Linked DNA regions of Homo sapiens: region 2 is linked to region 1. Evidence: read pairs that join two places in POLR2A ChIA-PET (ENCODE). Cell type or tissue: HepG2. All regions are shown on one strand. Links, peaks and the distances in the headings refer to the core of each region. The heading gives the core; the rest is flanking DNA.

Evidence for each region. Peaks named below come from ENCODE experiments on the same cell type or tissue, not always from the same donor. Only the 100,000 strongest peaks of a DNase experiment are listed, where the experiment ranks them.
Region 2: POLR2A ChIA-PET joins it to region 1 with 5 read pairs; 3 of 35 experiments call an interaction of 5 or more read pairs at or near these places.

Annotation. Positions count from the first base shown.
Region 1 is chr20:32,537,350-32,553,901 of GRCh38, forward strand. All of the region lies in intron 1 of NOL4L (nucleolar protein 4 like), which reads right to left. It overlaps LOC105372592 (a long non-coding RNA gene), which reads left to right. Exons shown (of 3, transcript XR_007067563.1): 2 at 112-187; 3 at 3,825-4,604. Among named protein-coding and RNA genes, the nearest start is that of NOL4L-AS1, 15 kb to the right of the region's middle. RefSeq lists enhancers at 1-363, 1,335-2,306, 3,736-4,241, 4,242-4,747. In HepG2, for the core only: a CTCF peak has its summit at 8,154; DNase peaks (open chromatin) are centred at 2,812, 4,252, 6,542, 8,072 and 3 weaker places; H3K4me3 peaks cover 475 bases.
Region 2 is chr20:33,499,713-33,507,712 of GRCh38, forward strand. All of the region lies in intron 1 of CBFA2T2 (CBFA2/RUNX1 partner transcriptional co-repressor 2), which reads left to right. Among named protein-coding and RNA genes, the nearest start is that of CBFA2T2, 14 kb to the left of the region's middle. In HepG2, for the core only: no CTCF peak of the experiment used is centred there; no DNase peak of the experiment used is centred there.

The DNA of each region.
Region 1 (16,552 bases), core at 896-8,895:
TCCGGGGCCTCCTAACCGTCCTGGGAGACAAAACAGTCACACTGGTGGCTGGCGTCGCGGTGCACCTACTGTGTGCCAAGCACTCACGGCCTCGTTTCACTTTCGCAACAGCAACGAGAGATCTGTTGTCCCAGGGTGAGGAAGCAAAGGCACAGAAGAGCTGAAGCGATTTGCCCACAGTCACAAGGTACAGAGTGACAGAGCTGGGGTTCAAATCCAGGGAGTCAGACCCCAGGATACCAACTACTGGGCTCCATTAGTCCCACCCCTGGATTCGTGGTGGCTGAAATCCAGCACACACCTCTTCTTCCTTTCCTCAGTTCAGCCCACGCAGGTTCTGTCCCAGCATCGTGAGTAGCTGCCTCTCCTAGCCATACCTGAGAAATCGAAGAAGTTTCTAGGCCTAAAGCCACTGCCACAACCCGCGTTTCTTTTTTTTTTTTTTTGGAGACGGAATCTTGCTCTGTAGCCCAGGAGGGAGTGCAATGGCACCATCTCGGCTCACTGCAACCTCCGGCTCCTGGGTTCAAGCGATTCTCCTGCTACAGCCTCCCGAGTAGCTGGGATTACAGACACACACCACCATGCCTGGCTAATTTTTGCAGTTTTAATAGAGACAGGGTTTCCCTATGTTGGCCAGGCTGGTCTCGAACTCCTGGCCTCAAGTGATCCCACTGCCTCGGCCTCCAAAAGTGCTGGGATGACAGGCATGAGCCACCACACCCAGCCCACAACCCTCATTTCTGTCAGGCCTCCCAAAAGCTCCTACTGTCAGTGCAGGCAGCTGCTTGGAAGTCATTCTAGGCCACCCCTTCCATTTCCCAGGTAGGTGAACCAAGACCATTCAGGTGCGAGGCTGGCCTGAGTCAGAGATGGCCTGGGAGAGCCTTTGGGGGGCAGGGAGGGTTCAGTCCCCTCAGGCCTGGCTGTGTCCCCTGCCCCCCACCCACAATCAGGCCCAGGGTTGGGGGGTGCACACCAAGGAGGGGCAGGAAGTGTCCAAGAAGCAGAACCGGCTCTGTGTCCCCAGTGGCGGCGGGTGTCTGGGGCAGGAGGAGGCTATCTGATCCCTTCCCCACTGCCCCGGCCATGACCTCCTCCCTCCCTCCCTCGCTCCCTCCCTCCCTCCCTCCCTCCCTCCCTCCCTCCCTCCTCCTTCATGGCTGGGGTAGCCAGCACCCTGGGCTGCAGCTGAGAACCCAGCGTTCCCCAACCCCGCCAGCATTCCAGTGAGAGGAGGGGTGGGGGGAGACTGCACCCAGAGCTTTAGGGACAGGGGCACCCCTGGGGCTGCTCCACTCTGGGAGGGCCAAGGCCAGGCTGCCTCCAACCTCACCGTTTCCTGCCTCCGCTCTCCCCATCTCTCAGTAGCAGAGCTGCCTAAATTTGGCTCCAGGAGGGAATGGGGGAGGCAGCGGCAGGCGGGTGCCGTCAGAGGCCAGGGCGTCGCTCCCGTCTAGCCGGCTGGCATTTTTGCTGTCTGGAGGAGGGCAGGGGGGCCCGGCAGCCCTCTCCCGGAAAGGGAGATGTTCGTACCTTCTGACATACACTGAGTAATGTGCAAACGACATGCAAACCGAGCTTCAAATCAGCATCTCAGCCAGGGAACAGCTTGAGAGCTGCTTTTGGGATGAGAGCAGAAGGACCAGAGCCCAGTGCCCAGGGGCTCCAGTGGGGGTGGGGTGGGGTGGGGGGCGGCACAGAGTGTCTAGGGCTGGGCGTTGGGAGACTCAGTTTCTTGCCAGCTGCAGGGCTTTGTTCCAGTGGCTGGACCCTCTGGGTCCCAGCCCAAGGGCAGGGCCATGGCTTTCTCTGCCTGCTCCAGCAAAGCACTGGGCACACCCTGTCACGTGGTTAAGCACGTGAGTTCTGCAGCCATCCTGCCTAGGTTTGAACCCTGGCTCTCCATGGGCCAGCTGAGTGAATTCCTCAATCGAGCACCCAGGCAAGCAGCTAGTGGAACTGGGTGTCTGTTTTAGAACAGCCACTTCCCTTCCCTGGAAGTTGGGCACGGGGGCATGACGTGAGAGAACCTGGGCTTTGGAATCAGAACTGGATTCCAGGCCTCACTCAGCCAGTGAGGCTCTCTGAGTCTCACTCCCCTCATTTGGGAAATGGGTTCAGGATCTCAAGGTCAGCTGTGACGTCCACGTGATGACCTTGCACATGGTGGGCACACACAGGCCTTCCCATGGTGCAGCCTCACTGCTGTCTGCATTCATGTGACTCCTAGCTCCATCCTGTCCCATCGCTCCTCTTCTCTTTGTTCTTCTGTCCTGGCTTTTTCGTCTCTAGATGTAAATTTCTTGCGGTCTTTTTCCCTTCTGTCTCTCTTCTTAACTGGTGATCTTGGAAAAGTCATTGCCTCTCAGAGTCTCAGTCTGCATATCTTCTAAATGGGAGTAAATGAGAGGTGGACAATGAGCTCTGTCTGGGGCCTGAGGCTCATCTTTACAAGACCGCCCACCCATCATTCCAAAGGGCCACCAGGGGTAGGCTGTGCCCTCAACTCTATCGGGCATGGTGTGTTGGGGGCTCCACTTCTCAGTAACTCTGTTTAACCCCAGATAACTGCTCTCCTGCCCCTCGGCCGGGGCTGATATGAGCTGAATCCAGCTTCCTGCCACCCAAAAGCCACTTCCTGCCAAGCTGATACCAGAAGAACTTGTTTTCTGTGCACAGAGCAGTCTCTGGTGGGGCAGCCACCAGCTTGCCTCGGGTGTGAACATTTTTTTCCATTTGCCGGTCTGTCTGCTGGGCTGGGCAGGGGAGGCTGGGGACTCTGACCCCTTCGCCTCTGCACGTGCCTGTCCTGCCCTGAGGTAGCCTCTGGGCCCACCAGCCATCCCAGGAAGGGTGCCAAGTGTCCCTCTGGGCCCAGACAGATGTGTGTAGGCCGTGACACACAGTCTGACACAGCCACACACACACAGTCAGTCTGACAGAGCCACTGTGGCCACTGGGCATTTGGGCAAGGACTCAGGGAGACAATGTGTGACTGTCACACACAGTTAAGGTCACAGAGACATGGACATAGCCTCACACATGCAACCATCTGCAGTCCTTGGACAGTCTCACACACAATTACACGCAGGCCCACAGCCATGCTCAGAATCCCACAGCACTCCACACAGCTTCACACATGTACACGGGAATCTTCCTCCCCGGCCCCCACACCTGCCCAGCACCGACCTTCCAGATGCATTCACTGATTCAACAAATCCTTTTTGAGGGTCTTCTCTGTGGAGGCCCTGGGCTAACCCATAATCAGAATGACTGGAACAGGAACAAATAATTAGCTGCCCTGTGCTGTTGCCTCCGTTTCCCCATCTGTGAGATGGGGATCCTAGCCCTGCCACATGGGACTGTCAATGTTAGGAGTGAATGTGTGGAAAGCCCTCGGTCCGTGTTTGGCCCACAGTGTCATCTAAGTAAGGCTATCCTGGTTAGCCAAAAGCATCCCATGCCCAGCTCCACGCAGAACACCTGGCACACATTATCTCCCTGAGCCCTTGTCCAAGTCCCCAGCAGCTGGGGTCATCGCCCCCATTCCTCAGATGAGGAAACCGAGGCTCAGAGAAGAGGCCCACAGTCTGTAGGTTGCCCCACCGATCTCATGTCATGCCACAGTGCTGCTCCAGCCTGCCTCGCCACCCCCTACACACACACACACACACACACACACACACACACACACACTATTCCCTCTGGCTAGAAGGCCCTTCTCACTTGCATATAGCATGCCCAGCTCCTCTGAGCTGCCTACTTACACTTCTGTGAAATGGGGATACTAGCCCGTGTCAGCCCCTGTTTATTTTCCCCAGGGCACTGGACTTTAAGGGCCAAGAGTGAAGACCATTTTGTCCTGTTCTCTGGCACACAGTAGGCACTCGACAACTATTTCAAAACTAAAGGAATAAGCAAGTGGCCTCATGGCTACTGAGGACAGAGTCTGGAACTGAATGCAGGGCACTCTGAAGCTGGAGCTCACTTCTACATTATTGCCTTTCTCATGCTACTAGCAGGCACTGAATGTGTCAGTGAGTGAATGAATGAAACCAAGATCTCAGGATCCCAGTCAAGTGCTCCCTGAGTTTCATTTCCTGGTAGTGTGGACATGAGCCAAGCTCCAGCCACCTTGGATGGTGGTGGGGGTGGCGGGGCTGATGGGCCGCCTGAAGCCGGCTGTCAGGAGCTCGTCTGGCCACAGCCGCCAGCAGGAGAGACCAGCTGGCGGTGCAGGGTCCATCGGCCCGGGCCTGGAATCTGAGCTGCCCTCAGAGGCCCAGCTTCTCTCTGGGCCCCCACAAACTGGCCTTTGTTCCTGGGCCGGCCAAGACCCAGCAGCTTGGGCTTTCTGTCTGCCCGCGGCACCCGCGCTGAGCTGGCGGGGTAAATGGGCCAGCCTCCCCTCTGTCCATGCCCAGGACGTCGCTTTAGGACTAAATGGAGATGTAATTTTCTATACAAATCCATGACAATTTAGATGGAGTGATTGTAATTGGCTTTTCAATGGGGGTTTTGTCCAGAGCTGGTGGCTAGAACTGGGTGGCCTGTTTGAGGCAGGCTCCATTTAAATGACAATAAAGCAATAATATTGAGGACTTGTACAGTGCCCAGCACTCCTCCCAGCCCAAGTAGAGCCTCATGTTTATGGATCTGGTCCTTCCCTGAGGCTGTCTGGACAGGCGGGTGGTGGGGGGCGCTAAGCCCAGGAGACAGGTGGCCATATCTTTGGGCTTCAGGACACAGAGCTTCAGAATGGCTGGGGCAAGGTCCCGCATCCACTGGCTTACCTGTGTCCTTATTCCTGAAACTGTCACTAACTAGTGCCTCCTCGGGCTAGCTGCTAGTCCAGGTTTCGGGGGCACCAAGACAATGAGAGCTGCTCAGGCAGGTCAGAGGGAGAAGGCTACAATGGCCAGTACAGCATGACATTTGAGAGCATGACCAAGAGATGACCAACAGCCAGACAGCCTGAGCTCAAATCCTACTCCACTTCTTTTTAAAAAAATTTTTTTTGAGACAGGGTCTCGCTGTGTCACCCAGACTGGAGTATAGTGGCAGGATCACGGCTCACTGCAGCCTCGACCTCCAAGGCTTAAGCAATCCTCCCACCTCAGCCTCCCAAGTAACTGGACCATAGGCATGTGTCACTACACCTGGCTAATCTTTTTATTTTTTTGCAGAGACAGAGTCTCATTGTGTTGCCCACGCTGGTCTCGAACTACTGGGCTCAAGAGATCCTCCCGCCTCAGCCTCTGAAAGTGCTGGGATTACAGGTGTGAGCCACTGTGCTCAGCCCCTACTCTACTTCTGACTCGTCTCTTGAACCTTACCAAGTTACTTAACCTCTCCATGCCTCAGTTTCCCCAGCCATAACATGAAGCTGCAGTGAAAGTTTTTGTGAAGATGAAACACCTTAATAGTGCCTGGCATGTGGAAGGTGCTATATATAAGTCATTGCCGTGATTCATTCCAAGCTCTAGCTCTGGTGTCAGGGTGACCTTGGGCACGTGACTTAACCTCTTTAAACCTCCACTGGCTCCTCTTTAAAGTGGGGCTTTTAGGAGAACCGACCTCACGGGGTTGTGAGGATTTTAGAGGATGCAGGAAAGCGCTGAGCACACAGCCGTTCTCGATAAACACGAGCTCTCTTGCTGTGGTGCTCTTGCCTTGAGGAGCTCGCCAGCTAGTGATCATTACCATGTCGAGTGTGGGGAAAAGGGAAAAGAATAAAGCTCGCGGGAAGCCACCACGGAGCTCAGCTGGCTCTGCCATCAGGGGATGCAATAGGAGAGAATGATCCAGAGGGCCCTCAGGAACAGGGCAAGGAGTGGGGCTGCGTGAAGGAAGGCTTCACAGAGGAGGTGACATTTGGGCTGGGTCTTGAAGGATGCGTGGCACTTCTGCCACCAGAAAGGGTGATACCCAGCCTGGCCAACATGGTGAAACCCCGTGTCTACTAAAAATGCAAAAATTAGCTGGGGCTGGGCACGGTGGCTCATGCCTGTAATCCCAGTACTTTGGGAGGCCCAGGTGGGTGGATCACTGAAGTCAGGAGTTCGAGACCAGCCTGACCAATATGGTGAAACCCTGTCTCTACTAAAAATACAAAAATTAGCTGGGTGTGGTTGTGGGCACCTGTAATCTCAGCAACTAGGGAGGCTGAGGCAGGAGAATCGCTTGAACCCAGGAGGAGGAGGTTGCAGCGAGCTGAGATCGTGCCATTGCACTCTAGCCTGAATGACAGAGCGAGACTCTGTCACAAAAAAAAAAAGAAAAAAAAGATTAACTGGGTGTGGTGGTGCACACCTGTAGTCCCAGCTTCTTGGGAGGCTGAGGCACAATAACCACTTGAACCCAGGAGGTGGAGGTTGCAGTGAGCCGAGATCTCGCCACGGCACTCCAGCCTGGATGACAGAGGGAGACCTTGTCTCAGAAAAAAACAAAAAAAAAAAGATACCAGGGTCAGGCACTGTGGTTACAAAGTCAACAGGCAGACCTGGCTGCCTCCTGAATGAGTGATTTGTGCCTGTGAAAAGGGTGGTGGACAGGGAGCCTCTGCTGAAGGTGCGATGTTAAGTCACCTCTGAAGGCCAACAGCCTGTGCAAAGGTCTTCAGGCAGGCAGGCGGCCGGCATCGTGGGCAGTGGTGTGTAGGATGGTGGGGAGGCTATGCTGAACGTGCTGGAGGGACGGATGGGGTGGCGGCTGTATTCACGTGAAACAGGCAGCCATAGAGGGATTTTAAGCAGGCGGGTGACACCATCCAGAGGATATTTTTAAATGATCCCTCTGACTGCTCGTGGAAAATGGGCTATGGAGAAGAAGGGGTGAGAGAGAGGCAGGGAAGCCATGGGGAGGCAGTTGGATCACTGGGGGAGAGAAGTGGTTAGACCCAAGGTATAGCAGGGCCCAGGAGCTGCTGGAAGGATGATGGGAAGGCAGGGGGCGGGTGGAGAAAGGAAGGGGGAAGGGGTACAAAGAGGCATGGGGCCTTTGAGGCGTGGTGAGGGGCTGTGTGCAGCTGGTACCTGAGCAGGGTTGGTGGAAGGAGATAGCAGAAGAGAGGTGAGGGCCACCTCCCACCTCCCTGCGCCAGGCTAAGGCTCTCCAGCTTTGTCCTGAAGGCAGTGGGGTGCCAACAAGGATTTTTCTCCAGGCAGGAAAAGACCATGCTGAGATTTGTGCTTTTGAAGGATCATTTTGGCTGCAGGGTAAAGGGGTGGGAGGTGGCAGGTGGGCGAGGCTGGAAGGAGAGAGGCAGGGAGGGAGGGTGGTCAGTGGCGGCTCAGAGGCCTCAGCAGGCATCCTGGCCAGCTCCCAACTCCAAGAGCAACAAACCACTTTCTCAGAGGTCTAAAACCAGCCCCAGGTCACACGGCTTGTCAATGGCAGAGATAGATCCCACCCCAGGGTGAACTCAAAATCCAGTGCACTGTTCCCCTTTGCTATCAACAGCCTTGGTCACTAGTAAAATCCATCACAAATAGCTTTTCATCACGACTCTCAGAGAACCCATACTATGACACGAAAAGGTGAGTACTATTATTATTCCTATTTTACAGATCAGGAAACTGAGGCTAAGTCACCTGCCTAAAAGCACACAGCTGGGAATTGACAGCCAGGTTCAGATCTAGGCAGTGTGACTCCAGACCCACACCACAGGTCCTAAGCAGGAGGTCTCAGGCCAAGTGGGGTCTATGGATGTATCTGGGGGAACCTACAGAGGTTTATTACAATTTGAGTTTGTTGCTGATACTTAAAAGTTGGGGCTGGGCATGGTGGTGCCTGCCTGTAGTCCCAGCTACCCAGGAGGCTGAAGCAGGAGGATTGCTTGAGCCCAGGAGTTTGAGGCTGCAGTGAGTTATAATAGTGCCACTACACTCCAGCCTGGGTGACAGAGCATGACCCTGTCTCTAAAGAATAAAAATTTTTAAAAAATGGGACATTTCATGAAAGAAGAAAAACATGAACTTTGGACAGGACCTCCTAATGTTGACAACCCCAAGCCCCAGTCCTTGAACTTCGTCCACCTTGGGGCCACTCACACGTGTGCGATGTCACGTTGACATCTCCAGCATGGGCCTCTCCTCTGCTGCCGGACAGCCGACTGGACTGAAAGCAAGTGTGTGTCTAGGGCCCCCTGGAGAGCCAGGGCGACACATCCATCCACTCATCCAGCAAGCATTTAGACCCCCTTCCCCCGACCCGCCCACAGCCCTGGCCACCACCACCAAACTTCCTCCCCCAGCAGGCTTCTCCATCTCCCTTGCTTAGGCCAAACACCCTGAAGGCATCCTTGACTGCTCACTGGTTCTCACAGCCCACATCCCATCCATCAGCAAGTTCTGTTGGCTCCACCTTTAAACTATATCCAGAATGCAGCTGCATTCTCCGCTGTCCCAGGGGCTGGAGGTGCAGGGAGAGGCATGTGCCGTTATTCTAGCGTGCTGAGTCTCAGTTCCATTGTCTGTAAGAAGGGCGGGCTAGAGCAGGATATTTGGATTGCCATTATTCTTGTGTCCAGATTTTGGAGCTAGGAAGAGCCTGTTTACAAGACACTTAGGTTGTAATTCTTTTTTTTTCTTTCTTTTCTTTTTTTTTTTTTTTGGAGACAGAGTCTTGCTCTGTCGCCCAGGCTGGAATGCAGTGGCATGATCTTGGCTCACTGCAACCTCCGCCTCCTTGGTTCAGGCGATTCTCCTGCCTCAGCCTCCCAGTAGCTGGGATTACAGGCAGGCACCACCATGCCCGGCTAATTTTTGTATTTTTAGTAGAGACGGGGTTTCACCATGCTGGCCAGGCTGGTCTTGAACACCTGACCTCATGACCTGCCGGCCTTGGCCTCCCAAAGTGCTGGGATTACAGGCGTGAGCCAGTGCGCCCAGCTTTTTTTTCCTTTTTTTGGCGAGGGGATGGAGTTTTGCTCGTTACTCAGGCTGGAGTGCAATGGCGCGATCTCAGCTCACCACAACCTCCGCCTCCTAGGTTCAAGTGATTCTCCTTTCTCAGCCTCCTTTTACAGTCATGCACCACGACGCCCAGCTAATTTTGTATTTTTAGTAGAGACAGGGTTTCTCCATGTTTTTATTTATTTATTTTTTGAGATGGAGTTTCATTCTTGTTGCCTAGGCTGGAATGCAATGGCATGATCTCAGCTCACAGCAACCTCCAGCTCCTAGGTTCAAGCAATTCTCCTGCCTCAGCCTCCCAAGGGGATTACAGGCATTTGCCACCATCCCTGGCTAATTTTGTATTTTTAGTAGAGACAGAGTTTCTCCATGATCAGGCTGGTCTCAAACTCCCGAACTCAGGTGATCCACCCGGCTCAGCCTCCCAAAGTGCTGGGATTACAGGTGTGAGCCACTGCGCCCGGCAAGGCTGTAATTCTAATTCCCTTCTGGCCTGGGCAAGACATAGGTGGGACACAGGAGAGAGCATGGGTGTTGGAGGCAATGGCAGTCTTGACTTTCAACTCCTTGGGTCAGGAGCTCCCTGTGATGGAGGCTGTCTTGTTCACCACTGCATCCCCAGTATCTGCCAGAGCTGACCACAAAGTAGGTGCCCAGGAAACGTGTACTGAAAGAATAAGTGATGAATGAGTCCTCCTGGTCCTCCAGAGGGACCTTGGGCATTCACTAACTTTCAGAGGGGCTTGATTTTCCCATCTGAGAAACAGGCAGGACAATCTGATGCCACTGCCTTCCTTCTCTGTAACAACAAACATTTACCATGTGCTTACTGTGTGCCTCACCCTGCTCTAAGTGCTTTACATATATCAACTCACTGACTCTTCACTCCAGCCCCAGGAGGTTGGGACAACTCTCTTTTATGGGGGAGAAAACTGCGGCCCAGAGAAGAAAGTGACACACATGCCCAATGTCACACAGCACAAAGCACCTGAGCTAGAGACCAGCCCGGGCAGCCTGGCCCCAGAACTCTCATTCTTTTTTGAGAGAGGATCCCATTCTGTCACCCAGGCCAGAGGGAAGTGGCTCAATCATGACTCACTGCAGCCTCAACCTTCCACGCTCAAGGGATCCTCCCACCTCAGCCTCCCAAGTAGCTGGACTACAGGCACAAGCCACCATGCCCAGCTAATTTTTGTATTTTTTTGTACAGACAGGTTTTCACCATGTTGCCCAGGCTGGTCTTGAACTCCTGGGCTCAAGTCATTCTCCCACCTCAGACTCCCATAGTTCAGGGATTACAGGCATGAGCCACCATGCCTGGCTTTCTCATTCTTAAACACTGTCCTAGGCTGTCCCTCAGTAAGAAAGGAGGTTTGGGAAGCCTGCCCCAAGGAAGCACCCAAGTTGCAGGTGGGGACATGCTGGGCAGGACTGCAAGCTCAACAATCCTTCTGTGGCTCTGTACTGCCTGTCAAATGCCATCCCAAAACTCATGCCTGGATTTGAGGCCCCTGGAAGCAGCTCCAGCCATGTCTCCTCCTCCCAGAGGTCCCAGCACAAACCTGACATTCCAGCCTCCCTGGCTGCTTCTCCTCCCATGAGCTCTGGGGCAATCGTGCCTCTGTGCCTGGACACACACTGTCCCCTCTGCCCACAACTGGGTGCCCACAACTGGGTGGTTTCATTCAAATGTCCTCTCTCTCCCCAGGAATCCTTCCCTGACCTTCCCCCAACCCCCAACCCAACATGTCTCTTGCCTTCAATTTCCTGTAACACTTTGCCAACAAGGACAATAATAGCCAATGTGTATTAAACACTCCTGATGTACCAGTAGGTACTATTGTCAATACCGTTTTACAGATGAGGAAACTTAGGCACTGAGAGGAGAAGCAAGTTGCCCAAAGACAGGTGGGATGGAGTCAGGATTGAACCTACATTTGCCTGACAAATTGCAAAGCTAGACCTCTAAGCCCCTAAACCAGACCACATCTCACTGGCAGGCATACAACAGATGCTCATTCAAGATTCCCTAGTAACTGACTGCCTTGGGCTTCCACACTTAATTGCCTTTTGCACACTTAAGTATGATCTCAGAGATTCTCCAGGCATCACCTGCTGAATTTGCATTTTTCTGGTAGTTATTTCAGAAGTGGGCGGAGACACTCTCAAGGCATGGGGGCCAAATCAAATGGTGAAAAATAAACAGGATCAGAAGTCGGATAGATCATGTGAACTGAGATCTCTGTAAAGTGGGGATTTTAATTCTGATCTTCAGGGTCATTACGAGGGGATGCACAGTGCCAGCATACACTGAATGCTCAATATACAGTAACCTCGGTCATCACACGAATGGCTCACGTTCTAGACATTATTGCCGGGAGTGAAAATTGGTTCCCTGTCTGTGGAGGGCAGTCTGTATCATCTCCAAAAGCACATGCCCTCAGACGCAGCAATTCAACTCCTTGGTATAAACTCGCCCATGCTTGAAATGGCCATCCATATTCAGGGATGTTCACTGAAGTCTTGCGAGAGCAGAATATCATAAACAATCCAAATGTCCATTAACAGGGGACTGGATAAGTAAATTATGGTACATCCATAAAATTGAATACTACACAGCTGTAAAAAAGAAGGAGAAAGTTCTTTATGTTCTAACATACTTATGCACTGACAGCATACAGATTTACTGTTTAGTGGGAAAAACAACCTGAAGAATGTAAGAGCTAAAACTATAAAACTCTTAGAAGAAAACACAGGGATAAATCTTTGTGACCCCGGATTAGGCAATGACTTCTTAGATATGACACCAAAAGTTCAAGCAACAGAAGAAAAATTAGACAAATTGCACTTAATTAAAATTAAAAACATTAATGCTACAATGGACACCATCAAGAAAGCAAAAAGACAACTCACAGACTGGGGTAAAATATTTGCAAACCATGTATCTGATAAGGGACTTGTATCTAGAATACAGAAAAGATTCTTAAAACTCAATGGTAAAATGACAAGTAATACAATTTTTTTAACGGGCAAGGATCTGAATAGATATTTCTTCAATAGAGATATACAAATGGCCAATAAGCACATGAAAAGATACTCAACATCATCGGCCATCAGGGAAATGCAAATCAAAACCATGGTGAGATGTCACTTCACACCCACTAGGATGGCTCTAATCAAAAAGACAGCCAATAACAAGTTCTGGCCAGGCATGGTGGCTCATGCCTGTGATCCTAGCACTTTGAGAGGCCGAGGCAGGTGGGCAACTTGAGGTCAGGAGTTCAAGACCAGCCTGGCCAACATGGTGAAACCCTGTCTCTACTAAAAATACAAAAATTAGCCGGGAGTGATTGCCCGCTACTGTAATCCCAGCTACTCAGGAGGCTGAGGCAGGAGAATCACTTGAACCAGGGAGGCAGAGATTGCAGTGAGCCGAGATCGCGCCATTGCACTCTAGCCTGGCGACAGAGCAAGACTCAGTCTCAAAAATAAATAAATAAATAAATAACAAGTTTTGGCAAAAATGTAGAGAAATTGCAACCCTCATGCACTGCTGGTGGGAATGTAAAATGATGTACTGATTTGGAAAACAGGTAGTTCCTCAAAAGGTTAAACATAGAGTTACCATATGACTTACCACTCCTACATGGAAGAGAATAAAAAGCAGAGGTGAACACAAAAACTTGTACATGACTGTTCATAGCAACATGATTCAAAATAGCCAAAATGTGGAAACAACACAAATGTCCATCAACTGTTGAATAAATAAATAACATGTGGTATGTCCATTCAATGGAATATTATCAGCAATAAAAAGGAATGAAGTACAGTCAGGTGTCAATGATGGGACAGGTTCTGAGAAATGCATCATTAGGTGATTGCATCGTTGTGCGAACATCATAGAGTGTATCTACACAATCCTAGATGACACAGCCTATTATTGTACTGAATACTGTAGACTATTGTAACACAATGATATTTGATTTTTTGTTTTTTTGAGGCAGAGTCTCACTCTGTCGCCCAGGCTGGAGTGCAATGGTGCGATCTCAGCTCACTGCAACCTCTGCCTCCCAGGTTCAAGCGATTCTCCGGCCTCGGCCTCCCGAGTAGCTGGGCCACTGCACCCGGCCAATATTTGTATATCTAAACATATCTAAGCATACAAAAGGTACAGTAAACAATAATACAGTATTATAGGTCAGGCGTGGTGGCTCACGCCTATAATCTCAGAACTTTGGGAGGGCGAGGCGAGCTGATCACTTGAGGTCAGGAGTTCAAGACCAGCCTGGTCAACATGGTGAAACTTCGTCTCTACTAAAAATACAAAAAAGTGGCCGGGCGCAGTGGCTCACGCCTATAATCCCAACACTTTGGGAGGCTGAGGTGGGCAGATCATGAGGTCAGGAGTTGGAGACCAGACTGACCATCATGGTGAAACCCCGTCTCTACTAAAAATACAAAAATTAGCCAGGTGTGGTGGCGTGTGCCTGTAATCCCAGCTACTCAGGAGGCTGAGGCAGGAGAATCGCTTGAACCCAGGAGGCAGAGGTTGCAGTGAGCCAAGATCATGCCACCACTGCACTCCAGCCTGGGCGACAGGGTGAGACTCCATCTCAAAAAAAAGAAAAAAAAATACAAAAAAGTTAGGCGTGGTGGTGGGTGCCTGTAATCCCAGCTACTCGGGAGGCTGAGACAGAAGAATTACTTGAACACAGGATGCAGAGGTTGCAGTGAGACCAGATTGTGCCACTGCACTCTAGCCTGGGAGACAGAGCAAGACTCCATCTCAAAAAATAATAATAATAATACAGTATTATAATAATTTAGGCTAGGCACGGTGGCTCATGCCTGTAATCTCGGCACTTTGGGAGGCCAAGGTAGGTGGATCACCTGCGGTCACGAGTTCGAGACCAGCCTGGCCAACATAGTGAAACCCCATTTCTACTAAAAATACAAAAATTAGCCGGGCGTGATGGTGGGTGCCTATAGTCCCAGCTACTTTGGAGGCCAAGGCTGGAGAATCACTTGAACCCAGGAGGCGGAGGTTGCAGTGAGCCAAGATCATGCCACTGCACTCCAGCCTGGACGACAGCGTGAGACTCGGTCTCAAAATCATCATCATCATCATCATCATCATCATCATCATCGTGAGCATCATCCTCATCTCATGGGACCACTGTCATATATGTGGTCCATTGTTGACCAAAATGTCTTTAAGTGGTGCATGACTGTACTGATACATGCTACAACATGGATGAACCCCGAAAACGTAAGTAAAAGAAATCCATTACAAAAGACCACGTATTGTATGATTCCACTTATAGGAAATGTCCAGAAAAGGCCAATCTAAAGAGACAGAAAGCACAGTAGTGGTTGTCTCCCTACCTGGGGGAGGGGGTCAAGAGGAAATGAGGAGTGAGGGGTATGGGGGGTTTCTGGGGATGACGCAAATGTTCTAAAATTGATTGTGGCAATGGTTGCACATCTCTGAATATATGATACTGAAAGTCACTTAACTGTATTTATTATTTTTTTTTTAGGGACAAGGTCTCACTCTGTTTCCCAGGCTGGAATGCAGTGGTGTAATCATAACTCCCTGCAGCCTTGAACTCCTGGGCTCAAGTGATCCTCCCACCTCAGCCTCCAGAGTAGCTGGGGCTGTGGGTACACACCACCATGCCCAGCTAATTTTTTAAATGTTTTGTAGAGACAGGGTCTGGCTATATTGCACAGGCTGGTCTTGAACTCCTGGGCTCAAGTGATCCTCCTGCCTTCGCCTCCCAAAGTGCTAGATTACAGGTATGAGCTACTATGCTCAGCCTGAATCATATTTTAAATGGGTGAATTGTGTGGCATGTGAATTATATCTCAAAAAAATGCTATTATATTAAAAAAAGCAACCTATGGAACAATGTACAACATATTTTGTGTAAAACTAGAAACAAAACCCAGAAATAGATATGCATATGTGCATATATATGTATAAAATATCTCTGAAAGGATACCCAAGAAATAACAGTGATTTCGCCCGGGGAGAGGAACAGGGTGACTGGCAGGCAGGGCCAGAAAGGGGACTTTTTCTTTTTAACAGTCTACGGGTACTTGATTAATTTTTTTTTTTTTAATAATGAAATTCTGGCAGTGCGCGGTAGCTCATGCCTATAATCCCAACACTTTGGGAGGCCAAGGCGGGCGGATGACCTGAGGTCAGGGGTTCAAGACCAGCCTAGCCAACATGGCGAAACTCTGTCTCTACTAAAAGTACAACAATTAGCCAGGCATGGTGGTGGACGCCTGTAATCCCAGCTACTTGGGAGGCTGAGGCAGGAGAATCACTTGAACCTGGGAGGCGGAGGTTGCAGTGAGCCAAGATCATGCCACTGCACTCCAGCCTGGGCGACAAGAGAGAGACTCCGTCTCAAAACAAAACAAAACAAAACAACACCTTTTTCTGGCTGGGCACAGTGGCTCACGCCTGTAATCCCAGCACTTTGGGAGGCCAAGACGGGCAGATTGCCTGAGGTCAGGAGTTCGAGACCAGCCTGGCCAACATGGTGAAACCCAGTCTCTACTGAAATATACAAAAATTAGCCGGGCATGGTGGCGCATGCCTGTAATCCCAACTACTTGGGAGGCTGAGGCAGGGGAATCGCTTGAATCTGGGGGCGGAGGCTGCAGGAAGCTAAGATTACTCACTGGCCCTCAGCCAGAGGATGAGCTTGGTTGGTGGCTCTGAGAGCATAGGAGATCCCCTGAGGAATCCTACTTTACAGTGTGCCAAGCCTGCTCACAACCGTCCTCAGATTCCTCACACAGGCCCTGCCAGAAGGTTTCAGCACCGCCCCATTTCCACCAGCAAATCCTGTGGCGCGCCCTTCAAAACAGGCCTAGAATCGGCTCACTTCTCACCCCACCATGGGCACCATTCTGGTCCAGGCCACCAGCCTTTCTCCCTGGTTCACCTGGATCACTGCAGCAGCCTCCTCCCAGCTTCCACCCTCACCCCCAACCCCAGTCTGTAACCCACACAGATCTGTGCTCACCTCTCACCACTCACCCCCACACCCAGGGCTCCAGCCCACTCCACTGGCCTTCTCCTGGCGCTACTCACCAGGCACTTCCTGCCGCAGGGCCTTTGCACTTGTCCTTTTCTCTTCCTGGAATCCTCTCCCACCAGATCCCCACATGGATGTTCTCTCACCTCCAGTGGGTCTCTGCTCCCATGTCTCCTTGGGAACAGGAGGCCTCCCCACACCTATCTCAAGCAGCAGCCCCCAGCCCTAGCCCCATTCTCTGCTTTATTTTTCTATATATTTAACATTTACATTTAGGGTTCATGGTCTGTCTCCCCACCCCCAAACATACAGGCTCCGTGGAAGATGGGATTCTGTTTCTTTCTCTAGCACCAAGAACAGATCAATGCACGTTGTAGGTGCTCAGAAATATTTGTCAAAATAAAACTGGGTCTTATGAAACTGTCACAGACCAGAGGAGGTTAAGGAGACATGACAGCTAAATGTAACGTAGTATTGTGGTTGGATCCTGGGACAGAAAATTTACATTAGGGAAAAACTAGTGAAATAAAAAGAAGTATGAGTTAATAGTGACGTGCCTGGATGGGTTCCTTAGTAACA
Region 2 (8,000 bases), core at 1-8,000, 960 kb after region 1:
TTATGTACATCAATCATCTCATTTAATTATAGATCAAACTTGGGAGAGAGTATCTCTGTTTTACTGATAAGGAAATCCTGGGCGACAGAGTGAGACTCCATCTCAGAAAAAAGAAAAAAAGAAATGAGTTAGAGAATTTAATTGTCCAAGGTCACACAGTTAATAAGTAGTAGATTCACTCTTCCTAACTAGTTTAATCTTGGTGTCAAGTTCATTCATTATGCATTGAGTGTCCAAACACCCATTTATTTTTTATTTTTTATTTTTTTTAAAGACAGTCTCTGTCGCTCAGGCTGAGTGCAGTGGTGTGATCTTGGCTCACTGCAACCTCCACCACCGAGGTTCAAGCAGTTCTGTGCCTCAGCCTCCTGAGCAACTGGGACTACAGGCGCCCGTCACCACACCCGGCTAATTTTTGTATTTTTAGTAAAGACGGGGTTTCACCATCTTGGCCAGGCTGGTCTTGAACTCCTGACTTGTGATCTGCCCGCCTCTGCCTCCCAAAGTGGTGGGATTATAGACGTGAGCCACTGCGCCCAGCCAAAAACCCACTTTTTTTTAACCCTCTATCGCATGGCTTCTTTTTGCTAGACTAGGGGTTTTTAGACATGTGTTCTACAGGAGCCCAGAGCTTCCTGAAGATAATTGATTTCCCATAATCTTTCTTCAACTTTCTTTCCCTAACAACTCTTCTTATTTAAAAAAAAAAGTCCAGGCCAGGCGCGGTGGCTCACGTCTGTAATTCAAGCACTTTGGGGAGGCTGAGGCTGATGGATCAGCTGAGGTTGGGAGCTCAAGACCAGCCTGACCAACATGGAGAAACCCCGTCTCTAATAAAAATACAAAATTATTCAGCCATGGTGGCGCATGCCTGTAATCACAGCTACTTGGGAGGCTGAGGTGGGAGAATCACTTGAACCTGGGAGGCAGAGGTTGTAGTGAGCCAAGATCCTGCCACTACACTCCAGCCTGGGCGACAGAGCAAGACTCTGTCTCAAAAAAATAAATAAAAATTTAAAAATTTAAAAAAGTCCAAATAATTGGGGTATGATTTAAAGATAGCTATATGAGACCTTGTTCAGGGGTATCCTAAGTTGGCCTTAGAGATGAATTAAAAAAATAAAAAGGCAACAGAAACTGTCAGCAGTCTTTAACAATTCATCCCATATGTTTCCTGATCTTAGCAGTGAAGCAGATGATGGCAGTGAACATCAAAAGCCCAAGAAATGTCCATGCTAATTTTGCATGGCTCTATGAGGAGCTGTCAAATATGGATCATCAAATATAGTATATAGACTATGCAATGAAGCTTTACTTTGCAATGTGGCTCTTTAAGATTTGATTTTACCCTTCTATTTTGTGTTGTAATTAAATGCAGAAATCAAAGTATAAATTCAGAATAACCCAGAGCTTGGTATCCTTCTGTCTGAATTTATAGCTTTGGAGTTGGCTAGACCTTTCAGTCAAATTAGCTGATGGTGACAAATATGTAATGTGACCTCTGTAGCAGCTCCAGTGAAATGTTAATATCAGGCATAGCACAGCTCCCTTGATACACTATTTTGGCCTTTTCCTCTCTTACAAATGTTTCCCTTATTTCTTTGTTAATTTAGCCATCTCCATGCAGAGGTCGTGCCTGCTTTTAATTTTTCGAAGCCACATGAGAACAGACATTTAAACAACACAGATTTATTCATTTTGGCCTTGTATCCCTAGAGCTACACTAACTTTATGTCTGGGACTAAAGGTGGAAGTAGCTGAGATTAGGGAAATGCAGAATGGTGAGGGAGAAGTGCCGGGAGAGGTGATGGTTTTAGCTCCTGCATTCCCCAGCCAATTGCTGAAATTCAGCTCCCCATTAATTTTCCCTTGATAAGTTGGTCTGGCTAAGTAGTTGAAACTATATTCTTAGCCTTCCTTTTTTTTTTTTTTTTTTTTTTTTTTTTGAGAGGGAGTCTCACTTTGTCGCCAGGCTGGAGTGCAGTGGTGCGATCTCGGCTCACTGCAACCTCCGACTCCCTGGTTCAAGTGATTCTCCTGCTGCAGCCTCCTGAGTACCTGGGATTACAGGCACATGCCACCACACCCAGCTAATTTTTGTATTTTTAGTAGAGACAGGGTTTCACCATGTTGGCCTGGATGGTCTGGATCTCCTGACCTCAGGTGATTCGCCTGAGTCAGCGTCACAAAGTGCTGGGATTACAGGCATGAGCCACTGCGCCTGGCCTAATTACAAAATTTACTTAATTTTTTATTTTGTAGAGATGAGGTCTCACTTTGTTGCCCAGGCTGATCTCAAACTCCTGGGCTCAAGTTATTCTCCCACCTCAAGCTCCGAAAGTACTGGGATCACAGGCGCAAGCCACCTTATGTGGCACTAGCCGGGATTATAGACAAGCGTCAGCTAATTTTTGTTGTTGTTTCTGTCAGTCCTTCCTTGCTTATTAGTTAATATTCTTCTGCAGAGCATTTTCTTATCTTTGTGTATATATATTAATATGGATTTATGGATTCTTATTTTAATACTCTGTTACTGTCATTATTTGTTGTGTTCACATTGTTCCAGATTTGGCCAGGGAGATCCCCTTCAAGCTGGCTTTTGTGTCATTTTGACACATTCCCACATTTTTTAACTGCTTTTTTTGACACACCAAAAAGGTGTTGTAGGCTTAGTTTCTGCTCTTCATTTTTTTTTTCTTTTTTTTCGTGTGTGTGACGGAGTCTCGCTCTGTCGCCCAGGCTGGAGTGCAGTGGCCCGATCTCGGCTCACTGCAAGCTCCGCCTCCCGGGTTCACGCCATTCTGCCTCAGCCTTCCGAGTAGCTGGGACCACAGGCGCCCGCCAACACACCCGGCTAATTTTTTGTATTTTTAGTAGAGACGGGGTTTCACCGTGTTAGCCAGGATGGTCTGGATCTCCTGACCTTGTGATCTGCCTGCCTCGACCTCCCAAAGTGCTGGGATTACAGGCGTGAGCCACCGTGCCCGGCCTAGTTTCTGCTCTTCTTACCCTCTTCTTGGAATCGGCCATTTCTCCAAACTGTTTCTCTCCTAATTCCTTTCAGTGGAGAAAATTATTTAGAAATCAAGATTTGGAGGCCGGGCGCGGTGGCTCACGCCTGTAATCCCAGCACTTTGGGAGGCCGAGGGGGGCGGATCACGAGGTCAGGAGATCGAGACCATCCTGGCTAACACGGCGAAACCCCATCTCTACTAAAAAATACAGAAAATTAGCCGGGCTTGGTGGCGGGCATCTGTAGTCCCAGCTACTCCGGAGGCTGAGGCAGGAGAATGGCGTGAACCCGGGAGGCGGAGCTTGCAGTGAGCTGAGATCGCGCCACTGCGCTCCAGCTTGGGTGACAGAGCGAGACTCTGTCTCAAAAAAAAAAAAAAAAAAAAAAAAAGATTTGGATGCTGTGTGTGCTCATTCCTATTGGAATATTGTTTTTTAGAACTTCTTAATGGACAGAGCTAGGAAATATATACACACACATACATATACACATATCAAAAAATATGTATCTAAATTTCTTTCTTTCTTTCTTTTTTTTTTTTTTTTTTGAGATGGAGTCTCGCCCAGTCGCCCAGGCTGGAATGCAGTGGCGCAATCTCAGCTCACTGCAACCTCTGCCTCCCGGGTTCAAGCGATTCTCCTGCCTCAGCCTCCCGACTAGCTGGGATTACAGGCGCCCGCCATCAGGCCCAGCTAATTTTTGTATTTTTAGTAGAGACGGGGTTTCACCATGTTGACCAGGCTGGTATCGAACTCCTGACCTCGTGATCCGCCCGCCTCGGCCTCCCAAAGTGCTGGGATTGCAGGCGTGAGCCACCGCACCTGGCCATTTTGTGTGTATTTTTAGGAAAAAAATTATTGTATAAAACTAGATAGCAGTGAAATATATTCATTTTGTATGGTTTATTTATTTATCTTTTTTTCTTGGTGCTTCTGTCTTGGCAGAGTCTCAGAATAACTTGAAATCTTTTTAAATTTTTTGTGACAGGGTCTTACTATGTTGCCCCGGCTGGCCTCGAACTCCTGGCCCAAGCGAATCTCCTGCCTCGATCTCGCAAAGTACTGGGATTCAGGCATATGCCACTATGCGTGGCCAAGATGTAATTTATATACAATCAAATTTACTTTTTTTTTTTTTGTCAGTGGGTAGAGAAAAAAACTTGCTCTTTTTCATGGCATAGTTCTATTAGTTTTGTATTATTAGTATGCAGTTGTAATCATCAAACCAGATAGAGATAATTTTCATTCTTCCTGTAAGTTTTCTCACACCCCTTTCTTTTCACCTCGCTCTTGGAAGCTACTAGTTTATACTGGTTTTTGTCACTCACAGTTTTATGGGGGTTTTTGTTTGCTTGTTTCTCTACTTTTTCTTTTCTATAATGTCATATACATGGAATCATACAGTATGTAACCTTTGTGTCTGATGTGTTTCACTTACCATAATGCTTTTGAGATTCATCCACGTTGTGTCATGTATCTATAGGTTGTTCCTTTTTATTGTTGAGTAACATGTTATGTTCACCAGCTGATGGACATTTGAACTGTTTCCCATTTTGATGATTATGAATAAAGCTTTAAATATTCATATACGGTTCTGCATGTGGACATATGTTTTTCTCTCTCTTGGATAAATACCTAGGCATGGGATTGCTGGGTTCTATGATAATTTCATATTTAACTTTTTTTTTTTTTTTTTTTTTTTAAGATGGAGTCTTGCTCTGTCACTTAGGCTGGAATGCAGTGGCATGGCTCACGGCAGCCTCCGCCTCCTGAGTTTAAGCAAATTCTCCTGCCTCAGTCTGCCGAGTAGCTGGGATTACAGGTGTGCACCGCCACGCTTGGCTAATTTTTGTATTTTTAGTAGAGATGGGGTTTCACCATGTTGGCCAGACTGTCTCGAAATCCTGACCTCAGGTGATCCACCCACCTTGGCCTCCAAAAGTGCTGGGATTAAAGGTGTGAGCCACCACGCCCGGCCTATACTTAACTTTTTTGGAAACTGCCAAAATGTTTTCCAAAATGGCTATACCATACCATTTTGCATTTCCACTACTAATGTATGACAGTTTCACTTGCTTGTTGGTATTTTTGTTTTGTTTTGTTTTAGAATTAATTGTTAAGGAAGCACTATATCTGGGTGAAATCAATTTTGGTCATCTCATTTCTACAATGAAAGGAATACTCTCTGTTACTTGTTTTAGAATGTAGGGTCCCTTGCTATTTATATTCTTTTGGGGTTAGTGCAGTTCTTATTTACACATCATTTGCAGAAATAATGGTAACTACCATTTGTGTATCAGAACAATTTTCACATATCTAATTTTTATAGCAATTAAGGTAGGTAGAAGTGTCTTCATCCTCTTAACTTGTATAAGGAGATTGGTTCGGGTAATCAGGTGATTTACTCACTGTCACACGGCTAGAATGTGAGAGTGTGGCTTTTTGGATTTGGAGCTGTGAGGGGACATTCTGTCTCTCTTTTAAGTAGAGGTGTAATAGAGGAAGATATGGGTGTCATCCCAGTCCTTTCTTTTACCTCAAATTCATAAGCAGTGCAGTCTTGAACAATTCATATTTGAATTTTGAGTTAATTTCATCTTTTCACCTGTCTACCTGAAAAGGTGAGAATCAGTTGAGGGACTGTTAAAGGATGTTTTGAACACTGTATGTTACCTCATGATTAATTTTATAGTACTCTCCATTTGTAGTGGTTTCCATAGTTGTTTATGGGAACAAGTTTGCAGAAAAAAAATGGTTGAATAGAAATAGAAGGGGTCGGCCGGGTGCAGTGGCTCACGCCTGTAATCCCAGCACTTAGGGAGGCCGAGGCGGGTGAATCACTGGAGGTCAGGAGTTCGAGACCAGCCTCAACATGGAGAAACCCCCATCTCTGCTGAAAATACAAAATTAGCCAGGCGTGGTGGTGCATGCCTGTAATCCCAGCTGCTCAGGAGGCTGAGGCAGGAGAATTACTTGAACCTGGGAGGCGGAGGTTGCAGTGAGCCGAGATCGCGCCATTGCACTCCAGCCTGGGCAACAAGAGCGAAACTCTTGTTTCAAAAAAAAAAAGAAAGAAATGGAAGGGGTCAGGTGTGGTGGCTTAGGCTTGTAATCCTAACACTTTGGGAGGCTGAGGCACATGGATCACTTGATATCAGGAGTTCAAGACCAGCCTGGCCAGCATGGGGAAACCCTGTCTCTACTATAAGTATGAAAATTAGCCAGACTGGTGGCGCACGCCTGTAATCCTAGCTATTAGGGAGGCTGAGGCAGGAGAATTGCTTGAACCCAGAAGGTGGAAGTTGCAGTGAGCTGAAATCGTGCCACTGCACTCCAACCTAGGGGACAGAGTAAGACTGTCTCAAAAAAAATAAAAATAAAAAAAGAAAAGAAATAGAAGGGGCTGGGTATGGTGGCTCAAGCCTATAATCCCAGCATTTTGAGAGGCCACAGTGGGAAAATTGCTTGAGTCCAGGAGTTTGAGACCACACTGGGCCAACACAGACCCTGTCTCTACAAGATAATAATAATAGTCATAATAATATAAATTAATACAAAAAAGAAGAGAAGCAATTTAATACAAGAGCTGAATAGCAAAATGGCCAGTACTACTACAATACACACAGAGACACAGGTCCCCTCTTTTTTCATATTTACTTTGTTTTATGTAATACATAAATACATTGAAAAAAATTAATACAGATAAAATAAAAATCCACTTCCTACACTAAGTGAAACCATTAACAACTGTATTATGGAGCTGTTAGATGCAGGGATTGCGCTAAGTGCCATAGGGCTGCCAAGGTAGGTAAGATTCGGTCCCGGTCCTCAGTGATTTTCTAGTTTTCCTTCTGTGCCCTAACAGTTTTTGGATAGCTCTTGTAATAAAAACTTTTAAACAGATGTTTTAAGTTTAGATAGTGATTAACCATCTTTTCCTCTTGTAATTGATGCCATCGAGTGAGAGTTCTGTTGGGAAATAGTGAAACAAGGATTCTGGTTCAATCAATGGAGGCAGGGAATTTCGGAGGAAGGAGATGGGATGCCATCCATGCCCCAGAGCCACTGAGCACTTAGCTGCAGCTGTGGAGAGCAACACTTGGCTAGCTATGAGTTTTCTGTAGGTCTCTAAATAGTTCATGCTAATTTTGTGGATGTTGGACTCTGAGGAATGGTGTGTTCAATGGGGAGAATGTCCAAAAAAACTGTAACTGGTAAGTAGCCATTTGGAATACTGAAATCAATTTCTGATTATGTGAATGTCCCTTTTTTGTAAATTATTTTAGCTTACTTGCCAGTTCAGTTTCTTGGTGTTACCCTGTTAGTTAAATTCAATATGTCATTTATTTAAGGGCCTGATATTTGTATTCTATTAGAAGGACAAACAGCTAATTATACTAGAAGGTGGACTATAATGAATTGTCATTACAGTGACTAAAAGTTATTGATTTTCTAGGATATTCTTGATTTCAGATATTTACTTTGACAAACGTTTATTGAATTCCTTGTATCAGATCCTGGGGGATATAAAGAGTTCTGAGGTCCTGGAGGACTATGTAGTCCAGTAAGGGAGATTGATAGCTTCAGTACCAAATGCTAAGCAGTGTTAATGGCAAGTAACATCCTACCAAGGATGGGCATCTGACCTAATGTGTAAGTATGCATGTGTGAGTGTGTTTCAAAAAAGGCTTCTTAGAGAAAATGATATCTGTTTTGAGCCAATCTGTTTTTCCTTACAACATAAAAAAATAATTTTTGGACTGGCTATGTATTTAGCTAATTTAACATTTGAAACGAACAAAGAATACTTATTGAAGTTTCTCTCACCTCTGCACCAGCCAGTCTTTTCCCCTTCCTGGAAGCAGCTAGCATTACCATTTTTTTCTGGACCCTTTCGATACATTCCTGTAGGCCATATAATGTCGGTAGGTAAAGAACTTCCTCATTTTGCATTGTATTTCATTGTATGACTGCACCATACTTTTTCC